Linked DNA regions of Mus musculus: region 2 is linked to region 1. Evidence: chromatin loops called from intact Hi-C (ENCODE). Cell type or tissue: heart. All regions are shown on one strand. Links, peaks and the distances in the headings refer to the core of each region. The heading gives the core; the rest is flanking DNA.

Region 1 (15,188 bases), core at 2,626-10,625:
TCTCTATTTCTCAGTTGAGAAATCTTCCTTTAGCCCTGTCCTTCATTTTTAATAGGGTTGTTTGGTTCTCTGGAGTCTAACTTCTTGAGTTCTTTGTATATATTGGATGTTAGCCCTCTATTAGGTGTAGGGTTTGTAAAGATCTTTCCCCAATCTCTTGGTTGCTTTTTTGTCCTATTGATAGTGTCCTTTGCAATATAGAAGCTTTGAAATTTTAGGAGGTCCCATTTGTCAGTTCTTGATCTTAGAGTATAAGGTTGGTGTTGTGTTCAGGAAATTTCCTCTTGTGCCCATGTGTTCAAGGTTCTTCCCCAATTTCTTTTCTATTAGTTTAAATCTATCTGGTTTTATGTGAAGTTCTTTGTATATATTGAATATTAGCCCTCTACTAGGTATAGGGTTTGTAAAGATCTTTCCCCAATCTCTTGGTTGCTTTTTTGTCCTATTGATAGTGTCCTTTGCAATATAGAAGCTTTGAAATTTTAGTGGGTCCCATTTGTCAGTTCTTGATCTTAGAGTATAAGCTTGGTGTTGTGTTCAGGAAATTTCCTCTTGTGCCCATGTGTTCAAGGTTCTTCCCCAATTTTTTTTTTCTATTAGTTTAAATCTATCTGGTTTCATGTGGAGTTCCTTGATTCACTTCAACTTGAGTATTGTACAAGGAAATAAGAATGAATCAATTTGCATTCTTCTACTTTCTAACTGCCAGTTGAACCAGCACCATTTGTTGAAAATGCTTTCTCTTTTCCAGTGGATGCTTTTAGCTCCTTTTTCAAAGATCAAGTGACTATAGGTGTGTGAGTTTATTTCTGGGTCCTCAATTCTACTCCATTGATCTATCTACCTGCTGTCACTGTACCAATACCACACAGTTTTCATCACTACTGCTCTGTAATATTGTTTGAGGTCCAGAATGGTGATTCTGCCAGAAAAGGGGGAACAAAATACCCATGGGAAGAGATACAAAGACAAAATGTGGAGCAGAGACTGACAGAAATGCCATCGAGAGACTGCCCCACAGGGGGATCCATTCCACATATATATATACCAAATACATACACTATTGTGGATGCCAACAAGTGTAGCCTCACCCAGCCTGAACCGGGCTGGTGCAGACTTTGTCACCACTGAGGTGGGATCACCTGTGGTGCAGCTTTCTGACTTAGCTGGCTTCTTTTGATGTGTCAACTGCCCTGCTCTTCTCCGAGATCCTGCTGCCTGCTGAGACACCTTTAAGACAATCCACATGGTGAGGCATCTTTGGGCTGGCTCCGGGCACCAAGAATGGATTGGCGGGGGGTGGGGGGAGGGGGCTTTGCCCCTTTAGAAGCACAGTCTCTAAGTAAACTCTCGGGCTTTGATAAGAGCAATTTGTCTTGGCCTCATTCTTCTCTCCAAGTCTAAGTCTCTATTTAAGCCCCAGCCTGCCTTCCAGGAGTACCCAGTTCATGTAGGCTTTGGGCAGCTTATAACTACAGATTGGTGCCTGAACCAGTGACCTGAAAATGGCGGGAAACATTGAGGGACTGTCTTATGTGGAGGTCGACAAGAAGGGAAGAATAAGAAGATCATACCGGGGACAGTGAGCAACTGGTATTTATGCTAGCCCTGGTTTTAAACTTCATTTTTTAAAGTATTGCTGGAGGTGTGATAGGATACAGGCTAAGTTGGAACAGTGCTGACCCAATGCTGATTCCACTTAGGGTTTGGCAGCGAAAAATGGGACTAGTAACTTCAAAACAGGCTGATGTCTGCAGTCAAGAACTGCATTAGGCGAGAGGAGTGGGGCTTAAAATAATAAAATAAAATAAAATTAAATTAAATTAAATTAAATTAAATTAAATAAAGGAAAATGGATTTCAGAAATCTCCCAGGGACACAGGAAAATCTGAAGATGTCCAACCTTCTTTCTGGCCCCTAAAGAGAAGTTTTCTACTCTCTTTGTATTGTCTATGCTTGGTGCACCTATCTGTCCATGTGTCAATTCATTTATGCTTTTGTCTCATTGTCTGAGTGACTGAATGTTCTGTGTTTCTTGTTGGAAAATAAAAATGGCTAAAACTTTATCTGCTGATTCAGCAAAGCCTGAGAGTGGCCCAAACTTTATCCAAGAATCAAGCACAGCAGGAGAGCCACTGCTGAAAAGCTGTTTTTTAAAGAAATGGGGTCTGCAACCTCTTAGATCTAAGGGAAAAAAGAAGATAGCTGTTTTTTTCCTAGAAAATTCTCTGCAATCGTGACTATTGTGTTTAGAAAATGACAAAGCGCTTTTTGATCTTATAATTATAGCAAGAAAAGGTAAAATTCTTTGATTGGTCTAAATTCATAAGATTCGTGTAGCCACTTAATTTCGTTTTTTACTGGACTTAAAGGCATAATATGCTCTATATGTCTTCATCATAGAGTATTAGCTATAAGTTACTGAGTATGATTAAAAGGGTGTAACATTGGTAGCAAGACAGCTTTAAACTTGTAACTCAGGGTTGGAGTCTTTAAAACATGTGGCATAAAGCAGGTCAAAAAAACTAGGCTTCTAAGGTTACTTCTAGTTGAGGTAATATTTAATGTGATTCTTATCCTAGAAAGTAGACTTATAAAGATAAGATTTAAAACAATGTCTCTTGCATGAAGCATTAAATTTTGCACTGTCATGCATTCATAGGTATAAATTGGCAGCCAAACTTCATAACAAGATAGTGATGTTTCTAATATTGATTTTAAAGATGATACATTGTTAAATTGTTAGAATTGGGTTTTGCTTCTCAAAGTTATAGTTATAGTCTAATATTGCAAAGGAAACTTTAAAATTCTAAAATCTGTCCTCACAGTAAGAGGAACAAAGTTAAGAGCAGCCTCAGTGGTCCTGTGTGGCTTTCTTTTGTTTTGCAAACAGTGCCTAGGAAAGATCTTACCTGCCTTCAGGGGAATTTTTCCTTACCTAAAAGAACATTGTTGCAGATATATCCAGATGTTGTTCTAAATAAAGTTCAAATTCAGAATTTATAAAAAGTCAATCAGGCTGTAGAACTTATAAAGGCATTACAATCTGGCTTGCCTACTTCATATAAAATTATTATAGATTGAAATTTTGTTTTTTCCTTTGCATCCTGATAATTGTAAAGGGTTTGCTTCTAGTGAACTGGTAATCACTGGAAAATTTTGCCTCTAGGTATGGCTAATATAGCTTTATATTATGTAAGACAATTTTTTATTGTCTCTGCTTCAATACAAGAAGCTGAGAGTTTGACTCTTTCAGTGTATATTGTTTCCTAAGTGGAAAGTATTTTATTACCTAAGGATTCTAAAGGGAAGTTTACTTCAAATCTTTGCTGTCACACAATGAGCTTTAAAGTTCTGGGGAGTAATTGTTGCTCCATAAGATTCAGAGGCAATATCTTTTTAATATTTAGAGTTTTAGTTATGCTAGAAAATTGTGGTACAGAAAAATCTAAGAACGAAAAATTGATTTGCTTCAAAATTTTATTTTCAAAAGCGTCCAGGAGATGTTAATTGTCTAAGACCTCACCTTAAGGTCTTAACGTGACTTAAACCTTTGTTGGATGTTATCTTGAGACACACAAATTAACTAGTAAAAAACAAAAGGCTTTCCAGAAAATAAAGGAAACTTTTACAATTGTTATCAATTATAATCAATGGTAATTAAATATTAGCTGCTTATTTTAATTATGGTTATTAAATGTGCCCACAACAATCCTTTGGCAAGAAAAAACATTAATGTATAATCATCTTTCTTCACCTCAAAGTTTTAACAACCTATTATAAGGCTGCTGTGGTGCTAATAAAGAATTGCTAGATAAATTCATATATTTTATAAAAACTATATCAAAATACTGTGTCTTAAAAACCTGACAGTGTCTGTTCCTTGTTCCAAACAGCAATTAAATAGGTTATTGCAGAATATTGGTATTTTGCCTATTGCATACCATCATTTTAAATTCAATTCATAATCACTCTCCTACAGATAAGATAAAAATTGTTTTTATGCATGCTTTTGTACCTCTATAAATTCATGCATGCATGCATTCCATTTACTGTGTTTAAAAACAGCCCTTCTATGGGAGAAAAGTATAAGTGAATTGGATCACATGCTTATTCTTTTGAATTTCCTCCTGTTTCAGCACAGATAATAAAATTGTGTGCTGTAGATGGTGTTAAAATGTTGAATCATCAAACTTCAATTTGTATATTAATAGTCAATATTGTATCTGAAAGCTTACAATTGCTGAAAATTGTTCATCCCTCAGATACTATAAATTCTCAAATATACAATGGTTTATGCATATATAATTCATAAGAAAAAATGCTGTTCTTTTTAGAACACTGTTTTTGGACATTTAATAATTTGTCCTAGATTGCCTGGACAAGACCTTAAGTCAATGCCACACTAGATTTATATCTTAGGCAGATTACAGGCCTTACACAAAAATAATTGGCCATATAATCTCATTCCTTATATAATCAAAACAGTAATGGTCTGATAATATTTTGGTATTTTTAGAGAATTAGCATGTCAAATTGTAAAAAAAAAAATGTTCTTAGTGTTCTCAGATTCTACCTGTTTCCACATAATGGTGTTAATTCTTGAGAACTTATGCTTAATCAATTGCTGCAAATGGATACTCATTTATGATTAATAAATCAATTATACACATGTGACTATTAATACCTTTACAAGCGATTTCTTTTTGCTTCTCTATATAAGGGAGGGACATCTAGAAATGTAATTGATCATTGTTTACAAGCCTGTTTTTTTTATATTTTTTTATTACGTAATTTCCTCAATTACATTTCCAATGCTATCCCAAAATTCCCCCACAACCCCCCCGCCCCGACTGCCCTACCCACCCATTCCCATTTTTTGGCCCTGGCGTTCCCCTGTACTGGGGCATATAAAGTATGCCTGTCCAATGGGCCTCTCTTTCCAGTGATGGCCGACTAGGCTATGTAAAGAGACCTGCAACCCTGTAGATGCAACATTATGAACTAATCAATCAGTACCCCGGAGCTCTTGTCTCTAGCTGCATATCTTTACAAGCCTTTAATGCTATAAACTCATTAGGACAGATAATGGTCCATTCTATACTGACAAAAATTTTACTTCTTTTTGTAAGGAATTTGGTATCAAACATAAAACTGCAATTTCTTATAATCTCATGAGACAAGGAATTGTTGAACGTGCTCATCACACTCTGAAAAAATGGCTTTTAAAAACAAAACAGGGGCAGTTATACCCCGCAAGGTCACCAAACGCACATCTTGCTTTGGTCTGTTCATTTTAAATTTTTTGCAAACTGATGTTAAGGGTCAGTCTGCAGCTGATTGCCACTGGCATCCAGTTACTTCCATTTCTTATGCCATGGTTAAATGGTGGGACTCATTAACTAATATGTGGAATGGTCCAGACCCGGTTTTAATCTGGGGAAGAGGTTCTGTCTTTGTTTTTTCACAAAAAGAAGATGGAGCGAGATGGCTGCCTGAAAGACTTGTTCGTCAAGTGGACACAGATCCTCAATCTTCTAGTATGATTCTAACCTCATTGATAGCTAAAAATCCTTTTTAGCTGAAGAGTTAATTTTGAGCATAGCTTTCACTCTTAGAAAAATGTTGGCCTTTCTGCTAATTCTCAAAGTCACTTCCCGCACACAGGGAGGTCAGAGTCTGACCTTGATCTTTGCTGATTTGTAACCGAATAAAGTACCTGGACATCCCCAAAGAACCTTTTATTCTGTTGCTTTTCAACTATCTCGACTTTTTTTTTTCATGCAGGTCAGTCTCTCTTTACAGCCTGATTTCAGCAAGCATGCAGCCTCACCTCCAGCAAGTGCAGGTGGCAGAAAATTGTCAATATGAAGAAGAATATTGAGTATATGTTGTGGCTTTGGTCTGATTTTGGAACAAGATGTGCTATGAGGAGCAGTCAGCCAATGACGGGACAACCAGATTTTGAAACTGTATCAATCTAAGACAGAGGTATATGCCAAGAGGCCGTGGTTTGTTAATAATACACCACAGAGCCATATTTGTGTAAAATAAACACAAACAAGCTGCATATATGTCCTGCGCTATTGTTCTTTGCCCGGAAAAAACATGTGTGGGACAAAAGATCCTTCCATAGTTAATCTTTATTTCATAATGATGAGGTAGACCAAAAAAACTCAGAAACGTGTATGGCTTAAATACCCCCTGGTGTGACGTGTCTATATACGACTGGCAGCTTTACCCAAGATCTCATACGCACCGGGGATGGGCTAGTGACTTTGGTGGGCTTTTGCTCCCTGCACATGCGCACAACACAGCTTGATCTAAACAAAGAGATTGGTTTGGCACAATGGAGGTTTAGCGCCATCTAGTGATGGCACGTATATTGCGGCTTTCTACAATTCCCCCTTTTAAGTATAAAAAAATGCAAGCTACTCTTATGGATGAAGATAGAGGTCGAATTCCTAGTGTGCAGAAATAGGGGCTATGTACAGGATTATCTCTTAGGCTCACAGGTCTTTTCTCAGAGCAACCCTGACCTGCTCCCGTGCCATTTTTCATAGGGGAGGGACACTTGGTCACTCAACCCTCATGCAAAACGACTTGTCTTCTAGGAACACTCGAATCTCTGAGCAACTCATATGCGGTGCTTAGCCCAGCAATCCATGAGTCAGAAACCTACTAACTCTTTCCTGTGCAATGAGTCCAGCCTCTAGGAGTGCAAGAGCTGAGCAGTCAAGTGCTTGCAAAGTCATCTTAGCATAGATAACCAGATTTCAGGGGAGTTGCCTTGCTCTATGGCAGCAAGTGCTTGAGCAATTACCACCTTGTCACGTCTCTGTTGAGTTCTGAGTTCGCAAACCAGCCAAAGCATAAACACTAATCCACAACACAGGGCTGCGCCAAACAGGCCCACTCCCACCCATTCCTTAAAATATGACAATGCAGAGGACATCCAGGAAGTAAGTCCTTTGAATCCATTAATCAATGATGGGTCCACGCATGTGGAATTAATCGCCATCACTGCTACACGTAGCGCCTCAAGCGTTTCATCAAATCCTTCAGACTAGTTTCCTGTAAGAAACAAAGACAATTCTTTAGATAGATTAGCTGCACGTGTCCAACTTTCATATTGGACACTAGTAATACATAAGGCTCCTGATTTCTTATCACAGCCAAGCTGGGCCATTTGGAGCAGAACTTCCAGCCTCTCCTCCACAAGATCAATGTGCTGGTTCACTATCATTAGCCCACCTTTTAATTGGGCACTGTGCACTGAATGTTGATCGATCACATTTGCCACAGAGGAGGACAACTGTTCGATAGTCGTGCTTGACTGGACTGATGCTGCCATAGCAAATCTAGTAGCCGTAGCTGCGGCTGCACTGGCAGCCATTGCCACCACAATGGCTGCAGTGATACCAAAGTCTCGCTTTTGCCTGAGCAAAGATACGGTGGAAGGGGTTTCCACGGGGACAGGAATCCATCGTGGAATCTTGGCAAGCATAGCACGGCTAGCCCAATCAAGGTTCCAGCATTGTGACATCCAGCAGGTTTCATTAGTACAGGATTCAAAGGAACTGTTAGAAAGAATAAACAAAAAAGGGGTGTACACACAAACTGGAGTACGTGAATAACTAGTCTGATTTACCAGGGTCTTATTAACTCCATTTCAGTAGTAGAATTTTGATAAGTGGTTCCATCAGGTAACTGAACTAGATGATACTGAACGAATTTTGAAATACCATTAAAAATCGCTTTTCCAGCAGCTCCTCCTTGGAGGAAAACCAAGGGATTAAGATCTGTACAGCTACCATTAATCCCACAAAGTACCCATTTATGAAAAGGATGCATTCTAAAGCCTTGTATGAAAAGTCACTTTTTCATAACTAATTCTTTCTCTGGGTCAGCCATCATGCTGGGAGAAAAGGAAAAGGTTTTACTCTGATCTGCCCAACGAGTGACGGAGGATTGACAACCAGACCAAGGCAGGATCAGCCCTTCATCTTCCAAGCTACAGTGATGGCCCATTTTTGGTTGGTGGGGACGCTCTTTGTCTGAAAAGTTAGGTGGTAGAAATGTACCATTAACCCAAATTGCCTCCTGCCAGAAGGTCCGATTTGTAAAGGTTATAACTGCATTCAAATATCTATGGTTGTGCTCACCCAACCTCCTCGGTGCAAATTAAACCTCCCCAAAGCTTGGCCAGTAAGTCTGATACAATCTCCCAATTCATTAATTTGGAAACAGAGAGAACCTCGTTCCCTTAGAGAGCGTTTTTCCCCCAGTGGTGCCCAGATAGGATCATATGGTAGGTATGGCAGGCCTAAAGTTTTATTGGTCGTAAAAAAACTTGGGGAAAACAGCTGTATTATGATGGACAGGCATGGGCTTAGGGAAGGCAGACAGAATTGCCCATCTATACTCTCCAAATATACTAGGAACCCAAATCCACAGAGGCAGCACGAGGGCTAGAGTTAGTTTCCAAGGGATCCATCCGGGAGTCATTTTCAGGTGTCAGAATTCTTCGTGTCAGTCATTCCGGCAGCCAGAATGGGTTGTCTTCTCCCTGTGGGAAAACTCAAACAGCTCCCCTGGATCTTATTAAGACAGGATCCGGGCCTTTCCAGAGACCAGTCAAAACATCTTTCTATTTTACCATCTCTTTTGGCCTGTCAGGCTCTGAACAGTGACGTTCAGCCGCAGTATGGCCTTGGGCATCAAGACTTAAAAAATTAAGAGTGAGGAGTGCGATAGAAAGAGCTACTCTTGGTACTGGGGGTAGAGCCTCCTCGATTCCCTCCTTTTGTTTAATTAAGTAGGATTTGAGAGTACGATGGGCATGTTCTACAATGCCCTGCCCTTGAGGATTATACGGTCAAGTCTATCCTGCTCTCCTTTACCTAATCCCTTTCCCTCTTTATAGCCCAATTTCTTCATCATTTGAACAGCTTGTGGTGAGTATTCATTAGTCAAGGTCATTCCTATTGCCTGTAAAATGTCTCTCCCCCAAAGATTAACTGTGAGTGGTAAGACATAGGGAGTGAATCGTCCCGTTTGACCTTCAGGTGCCTGCCAGCTCAAAGAATAGGAGCTGATAGTGGGGCAGGGCTGATAGCCTAACCCTTGTAATGTATGTGATGACTGAGTAATGGGCCAAGCTTTTGGCCACCAGTGGGAAGAGATGATACTTTTATCTGCTCCTGTATCCAATATCCCTTTAAATTGTTTCCCTTTTATAACTAACTCTAAGGATGGCCTGGAGTCAAGAGGCATTATTAAGTAAGCAGAATCATTTCCAGTAGAGCCAATCCCTTTTGCAGCTTGAGGGAAATCAGAGGAGGGGGAGTAGCCATGTAGGCTTGGCAAAATTATTAGCTGAGCTATTTTATCCCCTTGTGAGATAGAAAAAACACCCTGAGGGCAGGAACAAAGAACTTGAATTTCCCCCTCATAGTCATGATTTACAACTCGAGGGTGAACAATGAGGCCTTGTAAAGTAAGGGAGGCCCGGCCCAGTATTAGGCCGACACTTCCGAATGGCAGAGGCCCTTTGTAGTAAGTGGGAACGGGCTGCATCCCCATTTGGGGTATCAGTATGAATCGAGTGGTGGAACGGAGATCCACTCCTGCTGAGACTTCCACAGCTCTGCGAAGAAGCTCTGCTCACGCTGCTTTAAGACAGACTGCAGCGCTGTGATCACAGAATGTGAAGTTCCCATACTGCTCCTTTATCTACAGGAGAGGTTTAAATACGGGACAAGCACCACGGCTTATATACTTCCATCTGACCGTGCCTAGTAGGAGTCAAAATTCAGCCCCACCTCTGGTGAGTGCAGGATAAAACCAGGAGGAATAGGATTAACACAGGCAGCATGAAAACAAAAGCTTTCATTACCACCTTCCAGTTAAGGGGAGGGATTAAAGGGATTAAAGCCAGACATGTCTCTCAGGTGAGAGATTCTGAACAGGTAAGAGTACGAATACAGAAGCTAAAAGCTTCTGGAACAGGAAGGAGCCACAGAGATTCTAAGGCAGCCCCCTTTTTGGGCCCCAGACACCTGGCCACTTTTCTGGCCAGAGGAAAGGGGTTCGCCCATCCCGGGAGCGCTTTGCCTGAGCATTGGCAGCAGACATCTTGGTTCTGGGGCCCCGCAGAGTATATTCTGCACAGCTCCAGAGATTACCAGATGGAGAAAGGCAAACTTAAGAATCCTACTAACAGAAATCAAGACCACTCACCATCATCAGAACGCAGCACTCCCACCCCACCTAGTCCTGGGCACCCCAACACAACCAAAAAGCTAGACCCGGATATAAAAGTATATCTCATGATGATGGTAGAGGAAATCAAGAAGGACTTTAATAACTCACTTAAAGAAATACAGGAGAACACTGCTAAAGAGTTACAAGTCCTTAAAGAAAAACAGGAAAACACAACCAAACAGGTAGAAGTCCTCAAAGAAAAACAGGAAAACACATCTAAACAGGTGATGGAAATGAACAAAACCATACTAGACCTAAAAAGGGAAGTAGACACAATAAAGAAAACCCAAAGTGAGGCAACGCTGGGGATAGAAAACCTAGGAAAGAAATCTGGAACCATAGATGTGAGCATCAAAAACAGAATACAAGAGATGGAAGAGAGAATCTCAGGTGCAGAAGATTCCATAGAGAACATCGGCACAACAATCAAAGAATATACAAAACACAAAAGGATCCTAACTCAAAACATCCAGGAAATACAGGACACAATGAGAAGACCAAACCTACAGAAAATAGGATTTGATGAGAATGAAGATTTTCAACTTAAAGGCCAGCATATATCTTCAACCTAATTATAGAAGAAAACTTACCAAACCTAAAGAAAGAGATGCCTATGAACATACAAGAAGCCTACAGAACTCCAAATAGACTGGACCAGAAAAGAAATTCCTCCTGACATATAATAATCAGAACAACAAATGCACTAAATAAAGATAGAATATTAAAAGCAATAAGGGAGAAAGGTCAAGTAACATATAAAGGCAGGCCTATCAGAATTACACCAGACTTTTCACCAGAAACTATGAAAGCCAGAAAAGCCTGGACAAATGTTATACAGACAATAAGAGAACACAAATGCCAGCCCAGGCTACTATACCCAGCCAAACTCTCAATTACCATAGATGGAGAAACCAAAGTATTCCACAACAAAACCAAATTCACACATTATCCATCCACGATTCCAGCCCTTCAAAGGATAATAAGAGAAAAAAAAAAAAAAAAAAACAATACAAGGACAGAAATCATGCCCTAGAAAGAGCAAGAAAGTAATCCCTCAACAAACCAAAAAGAAGAAAGCCACAAGAACAGAATGCCACCTCTATCCACAAAAATAAAAGGAAGCAACAATTACATTTCCTTAATATCTCTTAATATCAATGGACTCAATTCCCCAATAAAAAGACATAGACTAAGAGACTGGCTACACAAACAGGACCCAACATTCTGCTGCTTACATAAAACTCATCTCAGGGAAAAAGACAGACACTACCTCAGAGTGAAAGGCTGGAAAACAATTTTCCAAGCAAATGGTCTGAAGAAACAACCTGGAGTAGTCATTCTAATATCGAATAAAATCGACTTCCAACCCAAAGTTATCAAAAAGACAAGGAGGGACACTTCATACTCATCAAAGGTAAAATCCTCCAAGAGGAACTCTCAATTCTGAATATCTATGCTCCAAATGCAAGGGCAGCCACATTCATTAGAGACACTTTAGTAAAGCTCAAAGCACACATTGCACCTCACACAAAAATAGTGGGAGACTTCAACACACCACTTTCATCAATGGACAGATCATGGAAACAGAAACTAAACAGGGACACAGTGAAACTAACAGAAGATATGAAACAAATGGACTTAACATATATCTATAGAAAATTTTATCCTAAAACAAAAGAATATACCTTCTTCTCAGCACCTCACGGGACCTTCTCCGAAATTGACCATATAATTGGTCACAAAACAGGCCTCAATAGATACAAAAATATTGAAATTGTGCCATGCATCCTATCAGACCACCATGGACTAAGGCTGATCTTCAATAACAACATAAATAATGGAAAGCCAACATTCACGTGGAAACTGTACAACACTCTTCTCAATGATACCTTGGTCAAGGAAGGAATAAAGAAAGAAATCAAAGACTTTTTAGAGTTTAATTAAAATGAAGCCAGTACATACCCAAACCTATGGGACACAATGAAAGCATTTCTAAGAGAAAAACTCATAGCTCTGAGTGCCTCCAAAAAGAAAATGGAGAGAGCACATACTAGCAGCATGACAACACATATAAAACCTCTAGAAACATAGGAAGAAAATTCACCCAAGAGGAGTAGAGGGCAGGAAATAATCAAACTCATGGGTGAAATCAACCAAGTGGAAACAAGAAGAACTATTCAAAGTATTAACCAAATGAGGAGTTGGTTCTTTGAGAAAATCAACAAGATAGATAAATCCTTAGCTAGACTCACTAGACGGCACAGGGACAACATCCAACATCCTAATTAACAAAATAAGAAATGAAAGGGAAACATAACAACAGATCCTGAAGAAGTCCAAAAACACCATCAGATCCTTCTACAGAAGGCTATACTCATTGGAAATGTAAATGAGCTAAATACCTAATAAAAAATGGAAAAAAAAAGGCTATACTCAACAAAACTCGAAAACCTGGACGAAATGGACAAATTTCTAGACAGATACCAGGTACCAAAGTTAAATCAGGATCAAGTTAACGATCTAAACAGTCCCATATCCCCTAAAGAAATAGAATCAGTCATTAATAGTCTCCCAGCCAAAAAAAGCCCAGGACGAGATGGGTTTAGTGCAGAGGTCTACCAGACCTTCAAAGAAGATCTAATTCCAGTTCTGCACAAACTATTCCACAAAATAGAAGTAGAAGGCTCTCTACCCAACTCATTCTATGAAGCCAAAATTACTCTGATACCTAAACCACAGAAAGATCCAACAAAGATAGAGAACTTTAGACCAATTTCCCTTGTGAATCTAGATACAAAAATCCTCAAAAAACTTTGCCTTAACCAAATCCAAGAACACATTAAAGCAATCATCCATCCTGACCAAGAGATTTAATACCAGGGATGCAGAGATGATTTAATATACAGAAATCCATCAACGTAATCCAGTATATAAACAAACTCAAAGACAAAAACCACATGATCATCTCCTTAGATGCGGAAAAAGCATTTGACAAGATCCAACACCCATTCATGATAAAAGTCTTGGAAAGAACAAGAATTCAAGGCCCATACATAAACATGATAAAAGATATCTACAGCAAACCAGTAGCCAACATCAAAGTAAATGTTGAGAAGCTGGAAGCAATCCCACTAAAATCAGGGCCTAGACAAGGCTGTCCACTCTCTCCCTACCTATTCAACATACTTGAAGTCCTAGCCAGAGCAATTCGACAACAAAAGGAGATCAAGGGGATACAAATTGGAAAAGATGATGTCAAAATATCACTTTTTGCAGATGATATGATACTATATATAAGTGACCCTAAAAATTCCACCAGAGAACTCCTAAACCTGATAAAGAGCTTCAGTGAAGTAGCTGGATATAAAATTAACAAGTCAATGGCCTTTCTCTACACAAAGAATAAACAGGCTGAGAAAGAAATTAGGGAAACAACACCCTTCTCAATAGTCACAAATAATATAAAATATCTTTGTGTGACTCTAAGGAAGTGAAATATCTGTATGATAAAAACTTCAAGTCTCTGAAGAAAGAAATTAAAGAAGATCTCAGAAGATGGAAAGATCTCCCATGCTCATGAATTGGCAGGATAAACATTGCAAAAATAGCTATCTTACCAAAAGCAATCTACAGATTCAATGCAATCCCCATCAAAATTCCAACTCAATTCTTCAAAGAATTAGAAAGAGCAATCTGTAAATTCATGTGGAATAACAAAAAACCTAGGATAGCAAAAACTCTTCTCAAGGATAAAAGAACCTCTGGTGGAATCACCATGCCTGCCCTAAATCTTTACTACAGAGCAATTGTGATAAAAACTGCATGGTACTGGTATAGTGACAGACAAGTAGACCAATGGAATAGAATTGAAGACCCAGAAATGAACCCACACACCTATGGTCGATTGATCTTCGACAAGGGAGCTAAAACCATCCAGTGGAAGAAAGACAGCATTTTCAACAAATGGTGTTGGCACAACTGGTTGTTATGATGTAGAAGAAAGCAAATCGATCCATTTCTATCTACTTGTACTAAGGTCAAATCTAAGCGGATCAAGGAACTTCACATAAAACCAGAGACACTGAAACTTATAGAGGAGAAAGTGGGGAAAAGCCTTAAAATTATGGGCACAGGGGAAAATTTCCTGAATAGAACAGCAATGGCTTGTGCTGTAAGATCGAGAATTGACAAATGGGACCGCATGAAACTGGAAAGCTTCTGCAAGGCAAAAGATACCATCAATAAGACAAAAAGCCCACCAACAGACTGGGAAAGGATCTTTACCTATCCTAAATCAGATAGGGGACTAATATCCAATATATATAAAGAACTGAAGAAGGTGTACTACAGAAAATCAAATAACCCCATTTAAAAATGGGGCTCAGAACTGAGCAAAGAATTCTCACCTGAGGAATATCGAATGGCAGAGAAGCACCTGAAAAAATGTTCAACATCCTTAATCATCAGGGAAATGCAAATCAAAACAACTCTGAGATTCCACCGCACACCAGTCAGAATGGCTAAGATAAAGAATTCAGGTGACAGCAGATGCCGCCCAGGATTTGGAGAAAGAGGAACACTCCTCCATTGTTGGTGGGATTGCAAACTTGTACAACCACTCTGGAAATCAGTCTGGTGGTTCCTTAGAAAATTGGACATAGTACTGCCGGTGGATCCAGCAATACCTCTCCTGGGCATATATCCAGAAGATGTCCCAACTGGTAAGAAGGACACATGCTCCACTATGTTCATAGCAGCCTTATTTATAATAGCCAGAAGCTGGAAAGAACCCACATGCCCCTCAACAGAGGAATGGATACAGAAATAGTGGTATATTTACACAATGGAGTACTACTTACCTTATTAAAAAGAATGAATTTATGAAATTCCTAGGCAAATGGACGGACCTGGAGGGCATCATC
Region 2 (16,788 bases), core at 4,929-12,928, 540 kb before region 1:
ACAATGTCTGTGAAACAGGTAATTTGGTTCATATAGAAGTGAGTTGACATTAGAGCAGATGATAAAGGTTTTTGTTTTCCATTTCAGCAATATAAAATCCCAACATGAATATATGAAAAAAATCCTGTACAATTTGAAACTATGTCCCTCTTTGTCTCACCTCACAGATTCACGACTTAAATTGGATTCTAGGTTTAAGGAACAGAGACGCTGTATTAGTAAATATTCTTGATTCACTGAAATTAAATTGTAAATTCAAATCAAGATTGTAAACACAAAATATTCACAAGTATTACTCCGGAATTTCTGCAAATGGTATTATTATTGAAAATCATTACTGGATTTATGTATGATTAATTGCCTTTATTTCAATATTGCAAAAGAAGTTTCAATAAAGGGCCCAATGCACATCATTCAGTGGAATTTATTAGGAACTGATGCCAATGTCACATTTATTACCCTATCATGAATATGAATATTTTTGTACATTTTAAAATGTAGGAACTACAATTACATAAAACTCCTAAGGATATCAGTCAGGTATTTCAATTACTTTTCTGTAGATGTATGGTTTATTTTGGGTAGTTTCCAAAAATATCTTAAAGGGTCATGTTGAAGGCCAGCCTTGTCAGGTTATGGTGAATTGAAGTCAGGCAGTAGTGTTAGCAATTTATCACTCAGCAGACTGTTTTCTAAGAATAAAGCTTGATTCAGTGGGGCCAGCACTTCCTGTGACCTACAAGAGTCTACTGGAACTCTTTGGGGGCTAGAGAGAAGGTAAAAAGAAAAAAAAAAGAGGGAAATGATTCAAAGACTCAGGAAAACACACACACACACACACACACACACACACACACACACACACACACACGTCTTATGACTGGCACCTGACTTCCTCATATCCCTCAAGATAGCCACGTACCTTGAGCTGCATTGCGCAGATCGTAAGAGCCAATGAACTGTGCATACGTGGACTGGGGTGAGGGGGAGTGGACTGGAGGGGATAAAGGAGAATGGCCGAGAGAGGTCGGGGCATTCTTCTTTTGCCTACACATTTGTGAAGCCTTAATAAACTGCCTTGAGAAGGACGTTGGTTTCGTCGTGGAGAAGGTAGCAACATATAGATCCCAGAAGAGTGTTTTAAGTAGCATAAACATTAAAAAGTGTTTACATTCTACTTTTCACTTAATGAATTATCATATTTAAAAAATATGTTCTGAGATACACTTATTTGAAAAACAATTTACATATTTCACATGAAGGAGAAAACCCAAGAGCCCACACACATTCAAAACTAAGCAACTTGATTAAGAAGGTATAAGAAAGCCAGGTAATTTTAAGTAATCTTATACATATTGAAATATTGAAATATTGAAAGAATCACAAATCTAATTTTATATAAAAATCTACCATTCATCTACATTATATCCTTAGGGTACACATCTACTGATCACCAAAGATTTTATTAAGTCATCTGGAAGCTGAGGGGATTAATAGGTACAAGATATTAATCATCATCTTGATCACATGCCCCATTCTGGAAAGAGTCCTGTCAGGTAGTGCTGGTAGGGCTGCCATTGTTCTTGTTCACTGACAAAAATCCCTAGATCAACTAATCAATAAGTTTATAGGTTAACTATAAATAGTGTGCCTTTCTGATCTTCAAAATTATTACCTAAGATTTTGTCAGTAGTAGCAAAGACATAAATATTTTATACTAACTTAACAAGTTACAACTACAAATTCTTTTTAAAAGTGTTGGTCATTGCTGACAATCTACCTCTCTAAATACCTTTCAAGGGTGGTGAATGAATTATTGACTATCCCAGTAATAATTTTTAACAAAGTTCAATCACTACTTTTGTGTGTGCTTGTAATACTGCCCAGTGAGGGACTAGAAGCCCCCTCTGAGTTTTCACACAACCCTTAGATTAGGAAGAATGTGAAGACTGATGGTACAACAAGCAGAGCTATGCTCCATAACAGCATGGAGTCCTCAGTTATTTAGAACTCATGCAGCTGCCCTTCTGATATTCATTGTAATTATGCTTCTCAGTAGGCCAGAATCCATGAATTCTAACAATTTTTTTCTCTAAATTGTATCTCCACAAGAACACATATTATTCAGTGTCTCCTTGATGGCAGACTCTCATATGCACACATCTGACTTGGCTTTATTACAAATCATGTAGCGTTGTTTCATTAAAACTAAGTTAAAAATAAATAGATAAATACTATATGTAAATACTATATATACATATATGTATGTATATATGTAACATCAAATATTGAAATATTGTTATATTAAACTTTATGGTAGAGTTGTTTAAAAATGTGTGGGAATAAACACACACACACACACACATATGTGTGTGTGTATATGCATATACATACACATGCCTTTTATAGCAATAAATTTAAAAAGAGCAATAGGGGACATATGGGAGGATTTAGAGTGAGAAAAATAACAGTGATGCAATTATAGTATAAAACAGAAAATAAAAGAACTAAAAAACAGTGTTCCTCAGAATAATAATAAAAAAAAAGTCTTGGAGTGTCATTTCTGTATGATCATTCCTACCACTGGGTAGAGTAGGGTAGAGAATGTGCTTGTAACCATAGCAATATCTCAAAGGCTCCAAGTCACTCAGGTGTAAGGAGACCCTGTTTCAAACATATGCCATAGAATTTCAGAATTAACATTTTTTCTATATGTAAAAATATGTACAAATACATATATTTCTATTGGGGATTTTTTTTTTTTTGTATCGTGTATTCAGATGCTGACTTCTATGTGCAAATATCTGGTTGTAGTCTGGATGATGGCATTGTCAACTATCTCTGCATTCTATGTCATGTAAAGATTATTTTCTTTCACTTGTGATAGGTTAATAAAATATATAATGAGTTAGTTATCTTGGCAGAAGAGAAAAGTGCAGGACTTCTCATCCTAGTCAGGGAGTCCCAGAAGGTGACAAAAGAAATGAGAGAAAGACCACTAGGAAAATAAGGTGTGGAGAAACCACATGGTGTGAATAGGGGATTTCCCCTTGAGGCTTGCAATGAGGGAGGAGCTATTAGAATATACATGGAAAAGAACAAGCAAGAACAAGCATGGATGGCAAATAATGTGGCACTTTTCTGGGTATCAGCAGCATCGTTGGGTTATTAAAGTTCCAGACCTTCCCAGATTAGGCTTGCAGTGTGTTAATTACAGTTCCAGGTCTCAGTGTTCTTACTCAGGAGCTAAAATCAGGTAGGACAGGTATAGAAACGTCCTGCATTTACTTGGGATCTAAAAGGATCTGAGAATCCACATTCTTCCAAGAACATTCTATTGCATTTGGCACAATGTGTGGGAGGCAAGAATTTACTAAACATCCACACTTAGACAGAAATCTAACCTTAGAAAGAACCAGTCTGTAGGTTTAATTTTTAAAAATCTACATTTAGTACAGATTCTCAAATTCTTTGACCAGACTTCTAGACTGCCATTCAAAGGTAAGGAAGAAAAGATGATAACTAGTACAACTGCATGTTCACCTGTTTAGAAGTAGTTCCTTGGGGCAATTCCAATTTCCCTTCTTCAGGAAACCAGCAGTTCAGCTCAGTAATTAGGATACCAAATGTGAATCGGCAGTTGTGACTAGATCTAGCAGAAACCACCAGGCCTCTGCTGAATCTTCAAAAGTCAGTGGCTGTGATCAGGATGATCCTGGACACCAGAAGAAGTTCTTTGCTCTGCCTCTTTCACTGAAGTGAAGATTAGCCAAGATTAAAATTCAATCCCAATGAATCACTGAAAAACTAGCCATTCAAGCTCACAGTCCTTGTCTGTTCAGTCCACTTGATTCTCTCTCCAAACATCATGTGTATCACTATGTGTCTTACCTTAGCAAAACCCACGAGTCTGTCTTAGCAAACTAGACCTGAGTGGAAATTACCTGACATATGCAGAAATTTCCAGTTCATTTTCTGCATTTTGTTTAAAAAAATTGCATTTTTCTAACATTAAAATTTACATATAATAAAAATAAATATATAAACTAAAATTTATATCATAATTTAAGGATCTGCTTATGAACAATATAGTCTAAAAAAAACAAGTTTAAATTTCTGTTAGTATACAATAAGTTTCCAGAAACAATCTTAAATTCCTATCAGTATTAAAAAAAACCCTTTAATTTCTAATAACACACAATAAAGAGAAAATAACCTTACATAATAACTAGAGTACTATCTAGAGTTTCCTCCCTCCTCCACCCTCCAGCATTTGCATGTTTTCATTCATCCTTCTGGCTCTCTGGGATTCTTGCCTGCTGCCCATCCCCATACCTGATTCTTTACCCCTTTTCCTCTCCCACTCCCTTTTCTCACACTGGTCATTTCCTACCTCTGTATCCCTTGATTATTTTAGTCCCCTTATAAGTGGGGCTGAAGTATCTGCACTTGGAATTTCCTTCCTGTTAAACTTAATATGTCTGTGAATTGTATCGTGGGTATAATGTATCTTTTGGCTAATATCCTCTTGTCAGTGACTACATACCATGCATGTCTTTTTGGGACTGCATTACTTCACTCAGGATGATATTTTCTAGCTCTATTCACTGGCCTGCAAAAAATTAATGAGGTTCTCATTTTAAATAGCTGAATATTATTCCATTGTGTAAATGAATTATATTTTCTGTATACATTCTTCAGTTGATGGTCATCTGGGTTGTTTTCAGCTTATGGCTATTACAAATAAGACAGATATGAACATAGTAGAGCATGAATTTTTATGGTATAGTCGAGCGTCTTTTAGTTACATCTCCAGGAGTGGTATAGCTGGGTTGTCATGTAGAACTGTTTCAAATTTTCTGGTGATTTTCATTTCCCTGATGCCTAAGAACTTGAACATTTGTGTAAGTGCTTGCAGGATATTTGGGATTCTTCTGTTGAGAATTCCATTTAGCTCTTTGCCCCATTTTTATTTTTATTTTTTGGTGTTTTGGAGTCTAACACTGTGTATTCTTTGTATTTTTAAGATGTTACCTCTGTATTGGACATAGGGTTAGTGAAGATCTTTTCCCAATCTGTAGGTTGCCAATTTGTCCTGTTGACAGCATCCTTTACCTTAACAGAGGCTTTTCAGTTTCAGGGTCCCAGTTGTCAATTGTTGATCTTAGAGGCTAAGTTCAGTTCAGGAAAATTCCCCCCAGTCCCAATGTTCAAGGCTACTTCCCATTTTCACGTCTATTAGATTTAGTGTATCTGGATTTATGTGGCAGTTCTGGATCCTCTTGGACTTGAGTTTTGTACAAGGTGATGATATGGGTCAATTTGCATTCTCTTACATGCAGACACCCAGTTAGACCAGCATCATTTGTTGAAGATGCTTTTTTTCCCCCACTGTATGATTTTGGGTTCTTTGATAAAGATGAAGTGTCCATAGATTATTTTTTCTTCTTGATCTTCAAATTTATCCCATTCATCAATCTGGCTGTCTTTGTACCAATACCATGTGGTCTTTATATCAATTGATGTGTAGTATAGTTTGAGTTCAGAGATGATAAATTCCTCCAGAAGTTCCTTTATTAAAGGAAAGAGAGAGAGAGAGAGAGAGAGAGAGAGAGAGAGAGAGAGAGAGAGAGAGAGAGAGCAATCTGATTCTAATATCTACTTGCTTTTTTTCTTTTATTATTTTTGAGCATTACGATTAACAAACCACAACCAATCCCTCTAAATTAATGGCCAATACTTAGGATCAACTACAAATGACCAATACCCAACCCTACCTCTCAAGAACCTCGAATTTATATACCCCCAGAAAATGTCCCTGAATCCTTAATGTCACACAACTCCAAAAACTATCTGCTGCTAGAAAAATCACAGCCCTCTAGATTTTAAGGAAAATGGTAGTCATTTGCACTGGAAACTCTGAAGCAGTTTCACACCTGGCATTAACTGAAAGTACATTCTTATAATATTTCTGTGTGTTTTAAAGAAACTAAAATTCAAAATTCTTAATACACTTAAATTGAGAGGAAGATAACTGATATTTTTGATCGATTCTTTGGATTGGATCACAAACATATCAGTAAATACAATCCATGTGTGTTATTTTGTGACTGGGTTACATCATACAGGATGATATTTTCAGGTTCCATTCATTTGCCTACAAATTTCATGAAATCATTGTTTTTAATAGTGGAGTAATACTCCATTGTGTAAATGTATCACATGTTTCTGTATCCATCCCTCTGTTGAGGAACATCTAGGTTGTTTCTAGTTTCTGGCAACTATAATAAGGGTACTATGAAGATAGTAGAGCATGTGTTTTTGTTATATATTGGAGCATCTTTTGGGTATATGCCAATGAGTGGTATATATGGGTCTTCAGACCAGAACTAGAATTAGTTCTAGTTTTCTGAGGAACCACAAGCCTGATTTCCAGAGTGGTTATACCAGCTTGCAATCTCACCAGCAGTGGAGGAGTATTCTTCTTTCTCTACATTCTCACCAACATCTGTGGTCACTTGAGTTTTTTATCTAAATCATCCTGAGTGATGTGAGGTGGAATCTTAGGGTTTTTTGTTTGTTTGTTTGTTTTGTATTTGTTGGTTTTTTATTTGCATTTTCCATGATGACTAAGGATGTTGAACATTTTTAAAGTGATTCACAGCCATTCTAGATTCCTCAATTGAGAATTTTCTTTTCTTTTTCTTTTTTGTTTTGTTTTTTTCGAGACAGGGTTTCTCTGTATAGCCCTGGCTGTCATGGAACTCACTTTGTAGACCAGGCTGGCCTTAAACTCAGAAATCTGCCTGCCTCTGCCTCCCAAGTGCTTGGATTAAAGGCATGCACCATCACGCCCGGCATCAATTGAGAATTTTCTGTTTTGCTCTGTACTCATATTTCAATAGAGGTTTTGGTTCTCTGGAGTCTAACTTCTTGAGTTCATTGTATATTTTGGTTATTAGCCCTCTATCAGATGTAGGGTTGATAAAGACATTTGCCCAGTCTGTGGGTAGCTCTTTTGCCCTATTGACAGTGTCTTTTGCCTTACAGAAGCTTTTCAATTTTATGAGGTCTCATTTGTTGATTGTTGCTCTTAGAGTATAAGCCACTGGTGTTCTGTTCAGGAAATTTTCCCCTGCCCTGTGCTCATGTGTTTGAGGCTCTTCTCCAATTTCTCTTCTATTAGATTCAGTTTATCTGGTTTTATGTGAATATCGTTGGTCCACATGGACTTGAACTTTGTACAAGGAGGTAAGAATGGATCGATTTGCACTCATGTACTTGCTGACAGTCAGTTGAACCAGCACCATTTGTTGAAAATGCTGGCTCCCCCTCATTTTCAGGGTAATTTTTTTGAAAAAAATCCAGTATGTGGATTCATTTCTGGATTTTCAATAATATTCCATTGCTCTGCCTGCCTGTCTTTGCACCAGTATCATATAGTTTTAATCACTATTGCTCTATAAAACAACTTGAGGTCAGAATATTAATTTCCCCCAAGGGCATTGTCAACTATCTATCTCTCTATGTAATGTAGAAAATGTTTGTTATAACCTCTGATTGGTTAATTAAATATCTGATGACCAATTAGCTGAGCAGAAGCAAAGAGTGCAGGCTTTTATCCTACTCCGGGGCTCCCAGAGGGTGACAGATGAGAATAGAGAAGGGCCACTAGGAAGAAGAATGTGGAGAAACCATGTGGAGAGAACCAGAGAATTCACCAAAAGAGTTGTAATGAAAAAGGAGCCTTGAGGATATACATTCAACAGAGCAAGCCAATACTATCTTAGATGGCAAGTTATGGGTCTTCTTTCTGGGTATTAGCAACCTAGTTGGGTTAGAAAAGTTCAGAATCTGCCCAGCTTAGGTTGGAAATGTTTTAATAAAATTACAAGGTCATGTGATTACTTAGGATCTAAAATCTGGTAGAGCAGGTGGAGAAATTCTATTTACTTGAGATTAAAAGGGAACTGATAATCCAAACTCTCCACAAAGAAATACTATTGCGTTTGGCACACTGAATATGGGGCAAGAACTCAGTAAATAATATCCACACTTAGAGAGAATCTAAACTTAGAAAGGACCAGGCTGCTGACCTGGAACAGTTTTTGGCTGTCCTGGAACTCACTCTGTAGACCAGGCTGGCCTCGAAGTCAGAAATATGCCTGCCTCTGCCTCCCCAGTGCTGTGATTATAGGCATGCGCCACCACTGCCCTGCAGACTTAGTGTTTTTAAAACCGACTTTATTAAGGATTCTCAAAATACTTTGACTCCCATTCTAACCCAGAATACAAAGATAGGGGAGAAAATAGGGTACATAGTACAAGTGGACATTTAGAAAAATAGGACATTTAGAGCAATTCCAATTTCTGTTCATCATAACAGCAGTATAGTTCAGTAGCGTTAAGATATTAAACATGAATCAGCAGCTGTGGATAGATCTAGCAGAAACCACCAATCCTCTGTAGAATCTACACAACTCAGTGTCAGCAACCAGGATGAGCTTGTACACCAGGAAATAGTCTGTGCTGTGACTCTCTCAATGAAGTAAAGATCAGCAAAGACTAAACAAGACTAATGAGTTATTGCAAAACTAGCTATGGGAGTTTGCAATCATTGTCTGTTGAGTCCTATTTATATTCTTTCCAAACATCATGTGTCCCACCATGGGACTTGCCTCAGCAAAACCAATGTGAGTCTGTCTTATCAAAACACCACCTGAGTGGGCATCACCCAACGTATCTAGAAATTTCTACTTCATTTTTCCCCTTTTTGTTTAAAATTTGTCAGTCTCTCAATCATTACCAATTTGTATACATTAAAAATAATTATAAGAATCAAAAAAAATTAGAACTTTACATCATATTTTAATTAACAGCTTAAGAAAAATATAGTTTAATGAAACAACCTCAAATTTCTATTGATAAACAACACAAAAACTCTTAAATTTCTATCAATATAAAGTAACTTTATAACCCTTAATTTTCTATTATTACACCATAGAAAACATGGTTCATTCCTTCACTCCTGAATTCTTCATCCCATCTTCCCTTTGCTTCTGAGAGTGTGGTCCCCCATCTGTCCACTCATTCATACCTCACCCCTGCCAGCATTCCAGTTCCCTGGAGCTTCAACTTTCTGTAGGATTAAATGCATCCTCTCCTGCTGAGGCCAGACAATGCAATCTGCTGATACATATGAGCCTGGGACCACAGACCAGCCCATGTATGCTCTTGGATTGGTGGTTAGTCTCTGGGAGCTCAGAAGGGCCAGGTTAATTGATACGTTTGTTCTTCCTATGGGATACAATCCTCTTCACCTCTTTCAATCCTTCTGCTAACACTTCCACAGGGGTCCTGTGCTCAGTCTAATCGTTGTCTATAAGTATCTGCACTAGTCTCAGTTAGCTGCTGGTAGAGCCTTTCAGAAGATAGCCATGATAGGCAAGCTCAACATGGCATCAGTAATAGTATCAGAATTTGATATCTCCGCACAGGATGGATCTTAAGTCGGGTTTGTCACTGGATGGCCTTTCCTTCAGTCTCTGCTCCATTTTTTAAAAGGTATTTTCTTTATTTACATTTCAAATGCTATCTGCTCCATTTTATCCTGCATTTCCTTTAGACAGGAACAATTGTGGGTCAAAAATTTTGAAGATGGGTTGGTGATCTCATCTCTCCACTGGGGGGCACTGTGTTTCCACTGGATGTAGTCTCTTCAGGTTCCATCTCTCCACTGTTGGACTATTTGGCTAAGGTCATCCTCATTGAGTCCTGTGAGCCTTTTATATCCCGGGTCTCTGGTACTATCTAGAGTTTCCTCCTACCCCAATTCCCCATTAGCTGCATATTTTCATTCACCTTCCTGGCCTTCTGGGATTCTCTCCTAACCCTACCCCATACCTGATTCTGCCCACCTTTTTTTCTCTCCCTCCACCTTGCTCACTCAGGTGATTTACCTACTTTACCTTCCGTGAAACATTGTTCTCTTCTATGTAGAATTAAAGAAATCACATTTGGGCCTGCCTTCCTGTTAAGCTTCATAAGGTCTGTGAGTTATAGCATGGTTATTCTGTATTATTTACTAATATAAACATATCAGTGAATACATACCATGCATGGTTTGTGTGTGTGTGTGTGTGTGTGTGTGTTAGCTTGCTCATGATAATCTTCTCTAGTTTTATTTACTTGCCTGAAAAATTCATAATGCTCTCATTTTTAATAGCTGAATAGTATTCCATTGTGTAAATGAATAGTTTCTGTATCCACTGTTAGGTTGAGGAATATCTGTGTGGATTCCAGCTTCTGGTTATTACACATAAGACTGCTATGAGTATTGTGGAGTATGTGTCCTTTGTTTATATGCACTGGAGTGCTATAGATGGTTTTTCATGTAGAACTATTTCAAAAGTTCTAATAATTTTTATTTCCCTGATAACTAAGAATATGAACATTTCATAAGTGCTTCTGTTGAGAGTTATCTGTTTAGCTCTGTACCACATTATAAATTGGGATATTTGGAGTTTTGGAGCCTAACTTCTTGAGTTCCTTGTATATTTAGGATATCAGCCCTTTATTAGATGTAGAGTTAGTGAAGATCTTTTCCCAATCTGTAGGTTGCCAATTGGTCCTATTGACAGTGTCCTTTTCCTTAACAGAGACTTTTCAGTTTCATGAGGTCTAATTTGTAAACTGTTGATCTTAGAGCCAGTGGTGCTGTTCATGAAAATATCCCCTGTGCCAATGTGTTCAAGGATACTTTCCACTTTTTCTTCTATTAGATTTCATGTATCTGTATTTATGTGGAGTTCCTTGATCTACTCGGACCTGAGCTTTGTAAAAGGGGATACATATGGATCAATTTACCTTCTTCTATATGCAGGTTGCCAGTTAGACCATCACCATTTCTGGAAGATTATTTTACTTTTCCACTGGATAATTTTGGCTTCTTTGTCAAAGATAAAGTGTTTATAGGTGTGTGGTTTTATTTCTTGGTTTTCAATTCTGTTCCATTGGTCGATATGTCTCTGTACCAATGCCATGCCTTTTTTATTTTTTATTTTTTTATCACTGTTGCTTTGTAGTACAGCTTGCAGTCATGGTTGGCGACTCTCTCAGAAGTTCCTTTATTGATGAGAATTGTTTTCACTATCATAGGTATTTTGTATATGAACTTGAAAATTGCTCTTTCCATGTCTGCACTGGAATTTTGATGGGATTATGATGGATCCTTGTGGATCCAGCCTCACACACTCTTCCAATAAGGAATTCTTTTAATCTCTGAACCATGCAGAGACTGCACAACAAATGTTACAACTAGCTTTATTTTTCTCATATATATATATATTTTTTATTATCTGCAATCTTTTTTTTTTCTTACAATCCAGTCATTGTCCCACTCCGCTTTTGCCCTCTGAGTATACATCATCCCTTCGTCCTCCCTGGTCTCCAAAAGGATGCTCTCACACCCTCACAACCCCACACCCCACCAGGCTGCACTATTCTCTGGGTCCTCAACTCTTTCACGGATTAGACAAGTCTTTTCTCATTAAGGCAAAACTATGCAGTCCTTTGCTGTATGTGATGGGGGTCTTGGAAAAGCTAGTGCATGCTGACTGGTTGGTGGTTCTGAGAGATCTCAGCGGTCCATGTTTAGTGAGACTGCTGTTCTTTCTATTGGGCTGCCCTCTTCCTCAACTACTTCCAGCTTTTCCCTGATTCAACCAAGGAGTTCTATATGTCAGACTATTGGTAGGGTGTAAGTATCTTTTGTCTCAGTCTGTTGCTTTATGGGCCTCTCAGAGGGCAGCCATGCTATGCTTTTGTGTGGAAGAACATCATAACATCAGTAACAGTGTCAGGCCTTGGAGCCAAACCCTGAACAGAATCCCAAATTTGGCAAGTCACACTTTCTCTAAGTCTTTTCTCCATTTTTGTTCCTGCAGTTCTTTTAGATAGGAACAATTCAGGATCAGCGATTTTGACTCTGGGATAGAAACCCCATCCCTCCACTTTCAACTGGAGGTGGATTCTACAAGGTCCCTCTTACCACTATTAGGCATTTCTTCTAAGGTTCCTCCCTTTGACTATTTTGACTCTCTCAACTTCCAGGTCTCCAGTAAACTATAGAGGCTATGCGCCTCCTTCTACCTGCCAAATTTGTGTATTTCCATTCATTCTGCTGGCCCTTGAGTCTTCACTCCTGTTCCCCTCCTCCCCAGCCCCAACCCTGTATCATGTTCCCATTTCCCCCTGCCTTTCCTCCTCCCCTCTCCCACCCAATTTCCTCCCTACATCTGCCCTCTGCTTTTTATTTATTCCCAAGTATGATTGAAACATCCTCTTTTGGGCCCTTTGGCTTGTTAACTTTCTTGAGTTCTATGGATTATATCCTGGGTATTCTGTACTTTTTTGGCTAATATGCACTTGTTAGTGAGTACATAACATACATTTGCTTTTGGATTTGAGATATCTCACTCAGGATGATATTTTCTAGTTCTATTTATGTTCCTGCAAAAGACATCATGTCCTGCTTCCCTGGGTTCAATTAGAGAAGATGCACCTAACCCTCAAGAGACTAGATGACCCAGGGAGTTTAGAGATCTGGTAGGGTGAGTGATAGGGGTAAGGACATCCTTGTGGAGACAGGAGTGTGGGGGAGGTATGGGTTATGTCACACTTGGAGGGTGGATGGGGTCGAAATCTGGAATGTTAAAAAATATAGTAAGAAAGAAAAGAAAAAAATAATAGCTGAACAGTATTCCATTGTGTAAATGAACTCCAGTTTTTGTATCATTTCTTCCCTTGAGGAACATCTGTGGTGTTTCCAGATTCTGGCTATCACAAATAAGGCTACTATGAACATATTATAGCATGTGCCCTTGTGGTGTGATGTGGTACCTTTTTGTATATGCTGAGGAGTGTTATAGCTGTGTCTTCAGGTAGAGCCAACCAGGAATGCAGGAGTGTTCCCCGTTCTTGGCATTCTACCCAACAAGTTGCAGCTAGGTTTTTTTTTTTTTTTTTTTTTTTTTTTTACCTCTGGGCAATACCATTATTTTCTTAGGGCACCCAAAAGACAGCTACAGCCCACCACACCACACCCCCAAAACCACCCCTTGTAGAAGGAAGCAATTTCAAGGGACCAGTGCATCATTTCCAAAAAAAGCAGAGTAGGTGATTACTGGTCTTTTGGTGGATCAATTGTTCATGGTCTTGGTCAAAGAAGAAACAAGAGAAGTTATATTCAGTGATTTCTTTCTCTCCTTTTCTTTCCTCTTTCCTTCTTTTTTTCCTATTGTGGTGAAGCAGATGGTGTTTACATTAAAAGATAGAGATATAACAATGATATGTAAAACATAGATTATTGATTCTACTTTTAGGCCAAAGAGCATTGATAAGCAAAACGATTTTATTTGGCAGAGAATCTGTATATTGATACAAATTTAAGGTTATATATAGTCACAATATTTTATGTAGTCAAGTTTCAACTTGCTGGATTTATTTTTTGGGGGGTGGCTTTAATATTTTATTAAATATTTACTTTATTTACATTTCAAATGTTGTTCCCTTTCTTTGTTTCCTCTCTGAAAGCCCCCTACACCTTACCCCTCCCATGGACCCACCTACACCTGCTTCCCACTCTGGCATTCCCCTACACTGGGGCATAGAGCCTTCACAGGACAAAGGGCCTCTCCTACCATCAATGACAAACTCGGCTATCCTCTGCTACATATGTAGCTGGAGCTATGATTCTCCCATGTCTACTCCTTGGTTGGTGATTTAATCTCTGGGAGCTCTGGGGGTACTGGTTAGTTCATATGGTTGTGTCTCCTATGGGTCTTCTAGACCCTTCATCTCCTTAGGTTCTTTCTCTAGCTCCTTCATTGGGGATTTTGTGTTCAGTCGAATGTTAGGCTGCGAAGATCCACCTCCGTATTTTCAGGCACTGTTAGAGCTTCTCCAGAGACATCCATAACAGGTTTCTTTCAGTAAGCACTTTTTGGCATCAACAAAAGTGTCTGGGTTTGGTGATTGTATTTGGGATGGATCCCCAGGTTTGGCAGTCTCAGGATAGTCCTTACTTCAGTCAATCCTCCACAATTTGTCTCTGTAACTTCTTCCATGGGTATTTTGTTCCCCCTTCTAAGAAGATCAATGTATTCACACTTTGGTCTTCCTTCTTCTTGAGCTTAATGTGGTTTGTGATTGGTATCTTGGGTATTCCGAGCTTGTGGGCTAATGTCCAATTATCAGTAAGTGCATATCATGTGTGTTCTTTTGTGATTGGGCTACCTCACTCATGATGATATTTTCTATTTCCATCCACTTGCCTAAGTAGCTCATAAATTCATTGTTTTTAATAGCTGCATAGTACTCCATTGTGTAAATGAAAAAAAAATTCTATATCCATTCCTCTGCTGAGGTACATCTGGGTTCTTTCCAGCTAGTGGGTATTACAAATATGGCTGCCATGAACATAGTGAAGCACTTATCTTTATTACATGTTGGAGCATCTTCTAGTTATATGCCCAGGAGTGGTATTAGTGGGTCCTCTGGTACTAATATGTCCAATTTTCTGAGAAATTGCCAAACTTATTTCCAGAGTGGTTACATCAGGTTTCAATCTCATGAGCAATGGAGGAGTGTTTCTCTTTCTCCACAATCTCGACAGCATCTGCTGTCACCTGAGTTTTTGATCTTAGCCATTCTGACTGGTGTGAGGTAGAATCTCAAGGTTGTTTTGATTTGCATTTCCCTAATGACTAAGGGTGTTGAGCATTTCTTTAGGTGTTCCTTAGCCCTTTAGTATTTCTCAGTTGATAATTCTATGTTTAGCTCTGTACTTCATTTTTAAATAAGGCTGTTTGTTTCTTTGGAGTCTAACTTCTTGAGATTTTTTTGTATATATTGGATATTAGCTGTCTATCAGATGATTGGTAACAATCTTTTCTGAATCTGTCCATTGCCTTTTTGTCCTATTGACAGTGTCCTTTGCTTTACAGAAGCTATGAAATTTTATAATGTCCCATTTGGCAATTATTGATCTTATAGCATAAGCTATTGGTTTTTTGTTCTGGAAAATTACCCCTGTATTTGTGCTCTTGCCCACTTTCTCTTCTATTAGTTTCAGTTTATCTGTTTTTATGTAGAGGTACTTGATCCACTTGAACCTGAGCTTTGTACGCAGGGATAAGAGAGGACTGATTTACATTCTTCTAAATAGTAACCTCCAGTTGAGCCAGGATCATTTTTTGAAAATGCTGTCTTTTTTTTCCACTGGATGGTTTTAGCTCCTATGTCAAAGATCAAGTGACCATAGGTGTGTGGGTTCATCTTGGAGTCTTCAATTCTATTCCATTATCTCCCTGCCTGGTACTGTAGAAATACCATGTAGTTTGTATCATAATTGCTCTTTAGTTTAGCTTGAAGTCAGGGATGTTGATTTCACCAGAACTTCTTTTATTGTTGAGAATAGCTTTCGCTATCCTAGGATTTTTGTTATTCCAGATGAATTAGCAAATGGCTCTTTCTAACATTATGAAGAATTGAGTTGGAATTTTGATGGGTATTGCCTTGAATCTGTAGTTCACTTTCAGTAAGATGGTCATTTTTACTATATTAATCCTGCCAATACACGAGCATGGGAGATCTTTCCATATTCTGAGATCTTCCTCAATTTCTTTCTACAGAGACTTGAAGTTCTTATCATACAGATCTTTCACTTGCTTTTTTTAGAGTCACACCAAAGTATTTTATATTATTTGTGACTATTGTGAAAGGTGTTATGTCCCTATTTTCTTTCTCAGCCTATGTATTCTTTGTGTAGAGGAAGGCCATTGATTTCATTGAGTTAACTTTACATCCAGTTACTTCACTTAACTTTTTTATCAGGTTTAGGAGTTCTCTGGTAGATTTTTTTTGTCACTTAAGTATACTATAATATCACCTGCAAATAGTGATAGTTTGACTTCTTCCTCTCCAATTTGTATCGCTTTGATCTCCTTTTGTTGTGTAATTGCTCTGGCTAGGACTTCGAATTCTATATTGAATAAATAGGGAGAGAGTGTGTAGCCTTCTCTAGTCCCTGATGCTTTAACTTTCTCTTCATTTAGTTTGATGTTGGCTATTAGTTTGCTGTATATTGCTTTTACTATATTTAGGTATGGGCCATGGATTCCTTATCTTTCCCAGACTTTTATCATGAAGGGGTATTGGATTTTTGTCAAATGCTTTCTCAGCGTCTAATGAGATGATCATGCGTTTTTTTGTTTTTTTGTTTTTTTCTTTAAGTTGTTTTATATAGTGCATTACATGGATGGTTTTCCTTATATTGAACCATCCTGGGATTAGTTGATTGTTTTTGGTACATTCTTGGATTCAGTTTGCAGGAATTTTATTGGGTATTTTTGCTTCGGTATTCATAAGGGAATTTGGTCTGAAGTTCTCTTTCTTTGTGGGGTCTTTGTGTGGTTTAGGTATCAGAGAAATTCTGTTTCATAGAATGAAATGGGTAAAGTACCATCTGTTTCTAATCTGTGGAATAGTCCCTGTGTCTTCTAGTTAGTCGGGGTAACAGTTTATTTATTTTGTGATTTTCTCAAAGAACCAGCTCCTGGTTTGGTTGATTCTTTGTATAGTTCTTTTTGTTTCCACTTGGTTGATTTCTGCCCTGATTTTGATTACTTCCTGCTGTCAATTCCTCATGGCTGAATTTTCTTCGTTTTGTTCTAGTGGTTTCAGATGTGCTGTTAAGCCACAAGGGTATGCTCTCTCCAGTTTCTTTTT

What was found. A loop is a pair of places that touch in the nucleus more often than their neighbours do. Peaks named below come from ENCODE experiments on the same cell type or tissue, not always from the same donor. Only the 100,000 strongest peaks of a DNase experiment are listed, where the experiment ranks them.
Region 2: it touches region 1 in a loop (12-fold over the local background); 5 of 42 quality-filtered maps call a loop at or near these places.

What each region holds. Positions count from the first base shown.
Region 1 is chr6:60,195,408-60,210,595 of GRCm38, forward strand. No RefSeq gene overlaps it. Among named protein-coding and RNA genes, the nearest start is that of Gm5570, 120 kb to the left of the region's middle. In heart, for the core only: a CTCF peak has its summit at 6,366 (motif pointing left); no DNase peak of the experiment used is centred there.
Region 2 is chr6:59,657,867-59,674,654 of GRCm38, forward strand. No RefSeq gene overlaps it. Among named protein-coding and RNA genes, the nearest start is that of Gm35195, 32 kb to the right of the region's middle. In heart, for the core only: a CTCF peak has its summit at 9,678 (motif pointing right); no DNase peak of the experiment used is centred there.